3 separate regions of the Homo sapiens genome follow, and all the other regions are linked to region 1. Evidence: chromatin contacts called from ENCODE Hi-C or POLR2A ChIA-PET data. All regions are on one chromosome and are shown on one strand. The core of a region is the stretch at or near the end of the contact, and the rest is flanking DNA. Distances in the headings are between cores, read along the strand shown. Region 1 holds the start of CERS6 (ceramide synthase 6). Region 2 holds the start of PHOSPHO2-KLHL23 (PHOSPHO2-KLHL23 readthrough). Region 3 holds the start of B3GALT1 (beta-1,3-galactosyltransferase 1).

Evidence for each region. Hi-C counts contacts between places; a loop is a spot of excess contacts on that map. ChIA-PET counts read pairs that join two places held with the same protein, here RNA polymerase II (POLR2A). Pooled maps may share reads with other maps.
Region 2: a pooled map shows a loop between it and region 1 (5-fold over the local background). The contact joins the promoter of PHOSPHO2-KLHL23 here to the promoter of CERS6 in region 1. A Hi-C loop is called at or near these places in 4 of 50 pooled maps. POLR2A ChIA-PET finds 5 or more read pairs at or near these places in 2 of 52 experiments (Panc1 and naive thymus-derived CD8-positive, alpha-beta T cell).
Region 3: a map of ascending aorta shows a loop between it and region 1 (4-fold over the local background). The contact joins the promoter of B3GALT1 here to the promoter of CERS6 in region 1. A Hi-C loop is called at or near these places in 2 of 168 maps with a recorded cell type or tissue (ascending aorta and naive thymus-derived CD4-positive, alpha-beta T cell) and 8 of 50 pooled maps.

The regions. Positions count from the first base shown.
Region 1 is chr2:168,454,592-168,458,549 of GRCh38, forward strand. CERS6 (ceramide synthase 6) reads left to right here and starts at 1,681. Exons shown (of 10, transcript NM_203463.3): 1 at 1,681-2,027. The coding sequence starts at 1,858. It overlaps LOC102724081 (a long non-coding RNA gene), which reads right to left. Exons shown (of 4, transcript XR_002959433.2): 1 at 2,440-3,958. RefSeq lists silencers at 1,273-1,492, 1,523-1,612, 1,733-1,862, 2,313-2,372.
Region 2 is chr2:169,692,411-169,696,368 of GRCh38, forward strand. PHOSPHO2-KLHL23 (PHOSPHO2-KLHL23 readthrough) reads left to right here and starts at 2,059. Exons shown (of 5, transcript NR_144936.2): 1 at 2,059-2,212; 2 at 2,805-2,837. It overlaps CFAP210 (cilia and flagella associated protein 210), which reads right to left and starts at 1,995. Exons shown (of 9, transcript NM_001085447.2): 1 at 1,851-1,995. The coding sequence starts at 1,917. PHOSPHO2 (phosphatase, orphan 2) reads left to right here and starts at 2,059. Exons shown (of 4, transcript NM_001008489.4): 1 at 2,059-2,212; 2 at 2,805-2,837. RefSeq lists an enhancer at 1,778-1,957 and a silencer at 2,088-2,367.
Region 3 is chr2:167,291,118-167,295,075 of GRCh38, forward strand. B3GALT1 (beta-1,3-galactosyltransferase 1) reads left to right here and starts at 1,884. Exons shown (of 5, transcript NM_020981.4): 1 at 1,884-2,217. RefSeq lists enhancers at 1,150-1,763, 2,992-3,604 and a silencer at 1,999-2,048.

The DNA of each region.
Region 1 (3,958 bases), core at 431-2,930:
CCAAAATTCATATGCTGAAATCCTAGTTCCCAATGTGATAGTATTCAGAGACAGAGTCTTTGGGAGGTAATTAGCTAATGAGGGTAGAACCTTCATGAATGGGATTAGTGCCCTTATAAGAAGATAGGGCACTAATCTGTGTTTCCTCTTTCTGTGCTCTCTGCCATGTGAGGATACACAAGAAAACAGCTGTTTTCAAACCAGGAAGAGGATCCTTGCCAGACACTGGATCTGCCTGCATGTTGATCTTGGACTTCCCTGCCTCCAGAACCGTGAGGAATAAATTCTGCTGTTTAAGCCACCTAGTCTAAGCAGCCTGGACTAAGATAAGAACTGACCTTTGTGTTTAGCAGCATGAAGATCACAGGTGACCTTGGGCAGTTTCAATGCAGCAGAGGAGACAAATGTCCAAATGGAAGTTCAAAAGAAAATGAGGGGAGAGAAATTGGAAGCACCAGTATAGGCCATTCTTCAGTTTCACTTTCAAGAGATAGAGTGGAAAGAGGGGAGGGAAGAGTAAAAGAAACTCCCTCTCTCTGTGTGTGTGTGTGTGTGTGTGTGTGCGGTTATATGCCCACTGGAAAGGTTTAGTATAGCCTACTGGCAGCACCAGGCAGAAAATGAATGTGAGAAAAATGAACAAAAATGCCCCAGAACCATGTATACATGGGCCATGGAATGAATTCACACATGGCTCCTGTATCAATGGGGAAATGCATTGCGGGAGGGAAGGTGCCTGGGTTAGGCCTCACAGGCCTAATGCCTTAAAGGTTTTAGATTCAAAAGGCAGAAATAATGAGCCTGCCGAGTAGCACAGTGGAGGTTCTCATGATGTGCCAGGTCAAAATGTGGTCTAGCAGCCTTTTCAGAGAGGTTAGTTGAGAGGGGTGGTTTTACAGAACGCTGCAGTTGCTATCATCATCATCATCATCATCATCATCGTCATCAAGTAGCAATTAATAATCAAATAGCAATTAAGTGCCTAATTTTTTGTACCACCTCATAAATCAATATAGGGGGGCTTGTTCCCTGGGGGAGCTACTTTGATGAGAAGCAGCAGTATAAAAGACCGGAAAGTCAAAGATTGGGGAAAGGCAGGCGTGGGGCAGAGGCAGAAGGCTCTTGCCAAACCATCCTGCCTCAGTTCCTGATTTTTCACCCTGCCTCTCCAAGCGCGGGAGTGGAGGATCCTTTCCCTCCCACTTCCTCCTTTGCTCTTTACCCCTCCCCCTCCCCCCCCCTTTTTTTTTTTTTGCTGTCCTCCTGGAGCAGGGCTGGTTCTGAAGCTTGGCGGCAGCCCCTACCTGCTGACCCACCGCCTCCGGGCGCACGGGAAGAGGACTGAGAGCCCTGAAACCCCAGCGGGGCAGGAGCCAGCATTCTGAGCATGTGCGAGCCAGCCAGGGGGCTAGGGCGGATTTGGGGGGTCGACTTTAGGTCGTCGCCCTAAGCGCAAAGCGAAAGAGCGGTGAGAGCAGGGGCGGGCGACACTCCCCGGAGCGGTGCCCCTGCGCCCAGGGCGCAGCGACTGCGCCCTGCCCTGCGGGTGTGGGCGAGTTGGCCGCGTGTGTGCCTCGCTGTTTGACGCGAAGACGAGCCAATCAGGGCGGGCGGCCCGAGCTGCCATGTGACGGGCAAGGCGGCCCCTTTCCCCAGCGCGGCCAGAGGGAGGAGAGAACCGGGGCTCGCCGCGAGCCTTCGAGAGCAGCGGCCGCGGAGGAGGCGGCGGCGGCGGGCGGGAGCAGCGGCGGCGGCGGCACAGGCTCGGGGCCAGCCGGGCGCGCATCCCCGGGCGCCCTGCGCGGTGGAGAGCTTGGCGGGCTGCGGGTGCCGCAGGACAGGAGTGGACAAAGCAAGATGGCAGGGATCTTAGCCTGGTTCTGGAACGAGAGGTTTTGGCTCCCGCACAATGTCACCTGGGCGGACCTGAAGAACACGGAGGAGGCCACCTTCCCGCAGGCTGAGGACCTCTATCTCGCTTTTCCCCTGGCCTTCTGTATCTTCATGGTGCGGCTCATCTTCGAGAGGTAAGAAGGGCTGAAGCCCCTCCTCCCCTCCCCCTGCGCACACACACGCGCGCACACACTCGCGCGCTCTCTGGCGCACGCCCCCGCGCCCCCAACGCTCGCGTTCACGCCTCCCAACCTTTGTGTTCGGGGAGGGGTTGCTGACCCCCCTGCCCCGCTGGCTTTCTGGGAGCCAGAAAGGGTCTGGCTTGCCACGGATTTCCTCCCGGGCGCCGGGGAGGAGCCGCGGAGCGTTAGGGTCGCCCCCTGCCCTCCTCCTGGGCCCTGCTCTCCTCCCGGCAAGGGCAGGCGAACAAAGGTGAGCGGTGGTCGGGCTCAGGACCCGCCGCATTCCGCGGGGCTCGCCCCTCTCCGCCGGCGCGCCACGCAAGGCTGCCAGGCAGGGCTTCCCGCCGGGGCCCGCGCCACCCACCTGACAGCCAGGAACGTTCCGGACGCGCGGCCCGGAGGGAGGAGGAACCGCGCACACTTCAATCTTTATGCTCCGGCACACGGATTGTAGGGGTTGTGCTTCAAAAGAATTCGCCAGGGACTTCCTGGCTTCTGGTCGCTGTTTGGTTTTTATCCGTGAAACTATCAGGCCCACAGTCCTGGCAAATAGGGGATAATAGCATTTCAGGTTATTAGCGGTTTCTTTAAAAGAGGATGTGACAGGACGGGTCCACATCCTGCAAAATGGTGATATTAAACTGATAACCCTGTCCTGTGAATAATCATAAACTTCTTTTTTGGTACTCGAAGGCACTTAAAATTTTGAGGAATTGTCATGCAATTGTATAGTTCCTCGGTTTGGTTGGATATCTCCATTGTGTCACATACAAACTTGTGTTATTCTCATGGAATTCGTTTTCGTCGCGAAACTAGATTGTGCCTGCCATGCATTCTCTGGGTGCTACTGAAAGAAAACCAGGACAGCAGCACACTTTTTTTTTCGTAACAGAAAATATTATCTTCCCCTTTCTTGTACCCTCCCCTTCCTCTGCCCAATTCATCAGTAAAGGCTGAATTTCTTAGATCACAAAGTAGAGTTTAGATTGCATTTCTCGCTTCCACTCCGCCTTTCTTCCCCGCCTTCAACTCACCTTGGTTTTGTTTCTTAAGCTTTTGCTGGTACCTCATTTGCTGTTCCTCTTTGCCTGAAAACGACTGTTGAGGGTGGCAGAACGCGTCTTTTGAGTCATTTGCTGCTGGACGAGGCAACAAAGCTTCATGGGGACAAAAAGTATCTTTTGTCTCAGGAAGGTATATTTTTCACCGGACAGTATTGTTGCTTGAAAACGAAGTCAGCTGTTCGCCTGCAGAAATTGACATGCACAAAGCAACAGACTTTAAGACCTATGTTTAAATTATTGGAATCTAATACAGATGTGTCATTGATCCTATACAAAAAAGGATCAAAAAAGTCACAGCAGTGCTGTGAAAAAATGGGTGTGTTTGCAGGTGTAGAGTTACCTCTAGAGCAAATGTTTGGTTACAGAAAATATGAACTCTATACAGTTTTGCAGGCTCTCCAAAAACAAGCAGACTCAGGGATAGCAGGTTTGCTCTATGTTGGCACATAGTAGGGGATCTACACACAATTGCTGAATTATGATAAATTGTGTCTGATAAATTCTGGCTGGGCTCACTTTTAGATAGATAATGCATTTGAAAGAGATGTGCAGTCTTATGTGTTGGAGAACAAAAGCATGATCTGTGCACAAACAGCCGAATTTTCCTGACATCCTCCTTCTCTATGCTGATTCCAGGCTGTTCACTGTGTTTAAAAAAATTAAGTTGTTAGAATGGAGATGGCTTTGTACTTAGATTGTCTCTGCCTCTAAAAAGATAAACACTAATGTGATAGTTGAAAACTGGAAGTTCATTTTTCCTCTTTCTAAACATTTTTTATTTTCTTTCTTTTTTTCCATAATCCCATGACTCGACTTAGA
Region 2 (3,958 bases), core at 809-3,308, 1.2 Mb after region 1:
GGCAAAAGGGCAAAGAGAGGGCAACAGGCGCACGCACACACACACACACACACACACACACACACACACACCACACAGAGACAGAGAGAGAGAGAGAGAAAGAAGAGGGCCAACTTTCCCACTTTTATAATGAACCCATTCCCCAGATAATGGCATTAATCCCTTTACTCTGCCCTCATGGCCTATCACCTCTCATTAGTCCCTACCTTCCAACATTTTTACATTGGGGATTAAGTTCCCACACATGCCTCTGATAGCTGTGATATTTAAAATTGCCACTGAACATTTGACAAACATACTTGGTGAGTTTGAAGTCAGACTAAATAACAATAAGCCTCATGAGTGAGATTTTCCAAGGAACTATCAAACATGTCGAATAATAACAGTTGTCTGGCTTTGGAGTGGGTCAAATTCTGTTTTGTCCCCTCTACCAGTTGCTAAGTCACTATTTTTCACTGTGATTACTGTGGTTATCTAGGCTGACACGGGGCTGGGAGAAAAGTATAGGACTATGGCAAGTTAAAATGCCAAAAACCTTGCTGTTGTTACAAAAATCCAGCTGTTTTTCTTTAGTAAACACTCTACAAATTGTTGCAAGCCTTTGGTTAATTTCCAGAGTTCTGAAAAAGTCGATATTGATGATTTTTGCCACTGTTCTTGTTGATTTTATGGAGGAGAGGATTTCAGGCATAGATCCTATTTCACCATTCTGGCTGATGTCATCCCACTAAATCTTTATAAATTATTTATTTTACTAATAGCTGCACACATCTCTGAACCTCTCTCCAACTTAGCCTTCCCCTAAAAATGGAGATTAAAATTTAGCAGTGAGGCTCAGGTGGAAGCTTTTGAGCTAGTTGCCACAAAACATTATTTAACAACTATTAGGTAAATCTAAACCAGGTAGTGCAGAAATGCATATGCAGGAAAGTGAATGTGTGGGACTAATTGTGCTTTTCCAAAACTGGCCATGTTGGTACTGTTTCTTTCCTTTTACATGGCAAAAGTCCGCTGCTAACCTCATAAAACCTCCACTGCATAAATATCCACTAGTGAAGAATGACTGGCTGTCACTCTGCATCTGGTGCAGGGGGCACTATTGCTACAGAAGCTCGGGCAATGACATGAAGATACTTCAAATTGCCAAAGTTCTAGTTGTCACCATGACAACATTAATTGCTAATTTACAGACGTAAGAAACTGTTGTAGCTAGAATTGATAGAGTTCTTTAGAAGTCTATTTCTATTCCAAAATCAAATTGTTATAACAGGTCACCTGAATTACAGTACTTTATGTCACACGATTTTTTTTTAACTCTCTAAAAGCATTTGACTTAGAGAGAGACCTTATATTTACTTTAGAGAGGAGGAAATGGAGATATTTCCTTCAGAGACTTTTAGTAAAGACCAATCAGCAGGTTTGCAGAAGAGCCAAGCCTCTAAAGAGGTGACTTATATTTCCAAGAGATATTCCAATTCAATCAGTGAATAACAAACTTTAAGCGTGCGGGAAATTTAACAAAACCCAGACTCTCAGAGCTGCAACTGCGCAGTTTTAGGTCAGCTGGGGCTGGGGGTGGGGGTCTCTGATTTCCTATCTTTTCTCCACCCCTATTTCTGTAAACATTCTCCCACCCACTTCCACTCCCCGTTTCCCTCCTTCACCCATTCACCTGAGGGCAAGACGGCCTAACTTCACACAGAGCCCAAAGATGCTTATTGAGGATGCTTTCGACCTGGTGGAGTCCATTTCAAAAGGCAACTGAAGCCCTCATTCGGCATCCTCGCCTCTCACTCCATGCCGGGGGTCCAGAAACAATCCCTGTCCCTGGATAGGTCAGTTTAGCTCACCTGTACTTTCCTTCGCCCGTCCACAGCGCCGTCCAAACCGTACCAGCATCTCTGACGAGGTGTCCATGATGCTCCTAGATCTGGAAAAGTGACTGTGGCGCCAAGCGCCGCGGACGCCAGCCGGTGGAGTTGTTACTCGTACCACGCGGTTGCTTGGCAACGCCGCCGGAAGTGACGCCAGCCGTAGCCGAGGAACAAGGGAGGTGCTGCAGTTGGCGGTCGGGCTAGAGAAGAGAGGCGCCTGCGCTTGCGAGCTGGGCTTGTGAGTGGGGCTGCCGAGAGGGCAGGCGTGGGGCGAGGCCAAAGGACTGAACCCGCAGGAGCGTCACGGGCGCCGGGGCGGCTGCCGACGGCGGGACTGGGTCAGTGAGAAGCCCGTGGGCCCCCGCCCTGCCTGCTACTCCCATCCCCACCTGCGCGCTCCCCATGGGGGACGACCCCCGATTGGGTCCGATGCCTACCCTCGGGGTGGAGCCGGCAGGTGTGTGAGCGCGCGAGGCCTAGGCGTGGTGTGTGCGTCCGCAGATCTCCTCGCGGGTGGAGTGTGAGGAGCAAAGCCCTCCCTTAACTATAAAAACCCGCGGATTCGCTGACATAAACGCTGTTTTTTTAATCCTTTGGTTTCTGAGGCATGGTCAGGACTAGATGGGGCCAAGTTTTTTAAAAATAGGAATGTTAAAACGTAATGATATGCTTAGAATATTTACGTTAGGACCTTTGAGATATTTTAAATTTCTTGGTAAATACATGACCACAGAAATCTGTTAGGAGTAGCTGCGCGTTTGGTTTCAAAAGATGCTTTTCTAACACATTGATGTACAGATAACTTCATTACTAACAAGTTGGCTCTGACGTGTACACATAATGCACCAAATTGGAGTCTCTCAAAATGAAAGAACAAAAAGATTTTTAATAACGAATGTTCTAACACATAGTCGTGCTATTTTTCTTTAGGTTTTCTATCAGATGTTCCACGTAATAATGCTGGTAAGTATGGAATAATTAAGAAAATATTTGAAGACAGAAATTAGTTTGTGCACATACAGCGCTGGTAGGTTTTTGGAACTATACCTTAAAAAGTGTCAAGAACTGGGGGCCAGGCGCGGTGGCTCACGCCTGTAATCCCAGCACTTTGGGAGGCCGAGGCGGGCGGATCACGAGGTCAGGAGATCGAGACCATCCTGGCTAACACGGTGAAACCCTGTCTCTAGCAAAAATACAAAAAAATTAGCCAGGCGTGGTGGCGGGCGCCTGTAGTTCCAGGTACTCTGGAGGCTGAGGCAGGAGAATGGCGTGAACCTGGGAGGCGGAGCTTGCAGTGAGCCGACCATCGTGCCACTGCACTCCAGCCTGGGCGACAGAGCGAGACTCCGTCTCAAAAAAAAAAAAAGTTTCAAGAACTGGGAAGGAACAGAGATTTTTACCCTGTTTGCAGGCTAACTTAGCCTGGCAGTTTCATGGAAGACACAAGACTATTCATTTCAGGAATGAATTACTCCCAGCAGTAGCCAGTAAATCAGCAATTTCGCCTGAGTTCCCTAAAGCCCCAGTTCCCACAGGATAATGCAAAGTGGGCAAGAAGTCACCTAGATGTAGTGTGTGTCGAATTACAGGAAAGGAGCCCTGAGCTTAGGGAACCCAGATCTTTATCATTTGGACAAATAAGCATGTTTCTCAAGGCTGTCCAGTGTACAAACATCCTTGAGACAATAGTCTAGAGGAAAGGGCAGTCAGTAAGACATGCAGAACCACCAGAGACGCAGGGAAAATTGTCTCCCAACAACAATTTTCTGGAATTTTAACAAAATTGGTTACAAAAGTATTGAATCTCATGATTTGATGTCAGTTACTTGCCAATTTGACATGGTGGTCAGATATAATTTGACTTCAGACTCGAGATTCCAGCTCCAACCTGTGGATTGTCACAACCAAGTCAATCTAGAGTTATTTGTCCTATACCCACCACTCTTTTATTTCTTTGTTGTGAATTTAATAAGGTAGCATATGCACTCTGATCTGAAACAGAGTTTAAATTATTCTGAGAAGAAAAAAATTTTATTACAAAATTGATGTAGAAAAAGTGTGAACTACGGTTGAACCAACCATAA
Region 3 (3,958 bases), core at 634-3,133, 1.2 Mb before region 1:
TCATTCAAAACTTACCTTTTATCAGGCATATTTCTAAACTGTCATTGCATTTTAATTTTGATTTTGAGATTTAAGTTTTAAGATTTCTACATTTTGCAAATATCAGCTCCTCCCCATGAATAAAATATATTTTTGAATAAATATATTTTTCTTTCTCTCCCAGATTTCAGCTTCACTCTTTTATTCCTTTATTATTCATTTTTCCCCTTTATTACCTCATATAGTCAATTAGGGTGCTGATTTTATGTCATTGCACAATAATAAAGAACTACATATACAATTTCTGAAAACAAAACAACAACAAAAACCCCTCTCTAGATTAAAAATCTAGTGTGGTGTGGTCCATATTCTCTGTTTTTAGCCTTTAAAAAAATGAACTTATCTATTAGCACAGCCAGTTCTTTTAAGAAGAGATCATCTGGCTCCCAAACTACATTGGTCAAATTACTGAAGGGGAGGAAGGCATAAGAGAATTGGAAAAAACAGTGATGATATGCACATAATTTCTATAGTACTAAAAGATGGCAATACACATCTATTTTGCAATCAAATTTTCCTCATAATGCTAATAAAATTTAGACAGGGTTTGTTTTGGTGATCACAGGATATATGGAGTTTTTAAAGAGTAAGGTAAGTGAAGAAAAGGGTGATTATTATTGCAAACAAAAAGGATCCCTTAAAAATACAATTAGCAAGAAGAGCTTCAGCATCATAGCTAAGACACATTGAATTCCAGCAATTTGTCAACTATGTAGCTGATATACACACTTGATTTTTGACCCTCACAACAACGTTGTGAGGTGGGTATGACTATTTATCAGAGGGTCACTTTGGGAAGGTCCCAAGCTTATTACAACCTTCATGTACAACTTTTTTTTTTTTTTTTACTAGAACATTGTAATATAAACTTATTGGTAGAACTCTGAGCCATTCAGACATATTTGTACTAAAGAAACTAAAAATGTTCCATAAGGGAAGATCATTACAATTTAGGGGAGAGTGGTGCAGAAAAACATTTTGTGGCTTTTGTTTTCTTTTTCTTTTATTGCTAAATAACATTACTTCGCTAGTGTTTGAGTCAAACACACATTAAAAAAAACTATTAGAACATTCAGACTTGATTATCCAAAGAAAAAGGAAAAAAAGGAAGCCAACCAATTAGGGTGGCTGCTTAAATTATCTTTCCCCATTCTCAAGGTTTTTTGTTTGTTTGTTTGTTGCGTTTGGGGTGGGGAGGTGAGGGGCGTTTATTTGGAGGGAAGACGGGGAAGGTCCACTCTGCCTACAACTCCGACATTTCTCCGTGTGCCTCTTTGCTAGCTGGGGACACTTCGTGGCTGATTACTATGAGGAGTGGTTCGAAGCCTAAGAAGTAGTACTCTTTTCAGCTGCCAAAGGGAGAAGGACGGGGGCGCTGTCTGGTGACTGTTCGCGTGATTCCTTCAAGGCGGCGACCACCTCCTGGGATTCGCTCTCCAGCCGCGCCGTTCGTACTCGGGTCCCGCGACCCCTCCCCGCTCCCCCCTCGCCCCAGCGATGCCAAGACGCTGAACCGCAGGGACGAGGCTCTGGGGACAAAGTCACCCCGCGGCGCCCTTTCCTGCCAAGCCGCGGGCTCCTGGCGGTCAGAAAGCGCCCCAGGCCCACCCCTGCGGGCCCGGCTTTCCCTCCTCACCTAAGGCTCCGGGGCCACGAGTCCCCCATCCTGCGCCCCTCCCGCGCCTCCCCCATCCCAAACCCCAGCAGCGTCGCTGCCTCTCCCGGAAACAAGCCCGCTGAGCAAAGGCGGAGGAAAACCTTGGGCCTTCCGCTCTGATTGGTCTCCCCCCGCCGAGCGGGGCGAGGCAGCGATTGGCTGCCGGGCGTTGTCAGTCGCCGAGGCCAGAGCCATCGCCGGGGAAGCGCAGCCGGGCTCGGGTGCTTCGGCTGCCGCCGCGGCTGCTCGGCTAGTGCAGCTGGGCGAGCTCGCGCGGGCGCCGCCGCCGCCTCTGCTGCTGCCCACCCCGCCGCGCCGCCGGCGCTGCCGGTCTTGCAGGCGGCCGCCGGGGAGGGGCGGCCGAGAGAGCGGAGCACGAGGAGGCGGGGGCGGCAGAGAAGTGATGCTGGCGCCGGGGATCGGGGCAGCGGCAGCGGAGCAGCAGCATCTTCGGGACCCTGGCTGCAGCGTCCCTGTGGCCCGCGCGCCAGCCCAGCGGCCGGAGACCACGCGCCCCGCGGGTAAGGTTCTGTCCGGCAGCGCCCGCGACGCCCCCGGGACGGCTGGCGTGGTCTTTGGGGGTTACGAGGCGCGTGGTGGCCGGGGCATCCCGACGAAGGTGTTGGGACCCGGACTGCGTGTCCCGACGCTGGGCTGTGCTACTGCCCGCGCCCGTGCGGCTCCAGCTGGTGCGTTCTCCCTTCCGCGCTCACAGACTTTGACAGCGCGGGGATGGCATTGTGTGAGTGTGGATGTGGATGCGTGTGTGCGCGCGCGCGGCTTGGGGCACTTTGCAGCGAGAACAGTGGGTCCCCTCTGCGTGGCCCGACGTCCTTCAAGGACCCAAGCTGGGCTGGAGTGAGTAGGATGCTGTTGGCTCGGCGGGAGGTAGAACGCACGGAGCGCACGGGAAAGTCCACCGTGGCTCGTAAAGAGCCGAGCAAATTGAACTTTATTGCGGTGATTAAAAGGAGCTGTGGACCTGGCGCGCCAGGGGAGAGGCGCGTTCCACGAGGCTCCCCAAAGTCCCACTTTGCCCCGGGGACTTCGGAGGGGAAGGGAAGAGAGGGAAAAGTAACTGTTGGTCCACATTGCTGAAGAAAAGGAGGAAAGAGAAGTTGGGGGTGGGGGTGGGGGTGGAGGTTACTCTTGGGGGAGTGGCGACTTTTAGGTGTCTGAAGCCCCGCGTGGGAGGCTTGCTACACTTTTCTGGAGCGCAGACTTGAGGATGGAGAGTCCCACTCTGAGGTACTGGTAGCGGCTCCTCCTGCCTGGTGGCGGCGTAGGGCGCAGCGGGACAGCTTGGTGGAGGCAGAGCGGGGCTCCGACGCCCGACGGCCCGGCGTCCAGGTGGGGCCACTGCCTCCCCAGGCCGCTTTGGCCCGCTGACCTCCCAGGTTGAGACCCGGCCTGGTGCGCCTCTGGCAGCTGCCAAATGCCTGGCGGCTCCGCTTTCCGACAAAGTTCAGGCCCGCTGGGGTCTGGTCCATCAGACCTAGGACACGTTAACCACGCAGAGTAACCAGGTTAGGGTACCCAGCTGCCTCCAGAGCGTTTTTGTTTCATATTAGATTATCTTATTTGATAAAGCTGTTGAGAGTTCCACCCGTGCTGCAAAGCCTTCCGCAGAAGGCGAATTCTTTGCGCTGCTGCAAATGGATGGTGCTACTGGGCCAGATCCGAATCTCCGTAGTTCAGTGCAGTGGGTTCTCCATCCCTGCTCAGGACGCACAAACTTACTCTTGGCGATTGTTTTCTATGTGGCTCCTTGTCTCCGTGGGAGTATCTGCTTAGGAAAGTTCTTGAAATACCTCAATACTAAGGAGCTCTCCCCACTGTCTCAGATGGGGCGAGGCTCCGGTACTTGACTGGCGTTGGGGTTGCAGCAGGGAATGGAGGTGGAACATCAGCTCCCTGCCTGCCAGCTTTGGTAAAACAAAAATTGGCTCAATACAGGGAGGCGGATCTTGAACTGGGGACAGCATTTTTCTTGTTATGTAGCTCCGTAATCTCTTTCACTAGAGGGATCTTTTGTCCCAAAACAAAACAAATCACAACACAACAAAAATACCCAAAACCAAACCGCAGAAACCACTTTGATTGGGCTCATTTCTGATTTGGTAAACCAGAGAAAATGAAAGTAAGGCACGTAATAGAAATGCTATAGAAAATCAGGAGGGAGCTGTCCAAATATGTCAGGCATTTTTCGATAGTTATTTTTCATTGTAAAGATTCTATTTTCTCCCAATTTAACAACTAAGT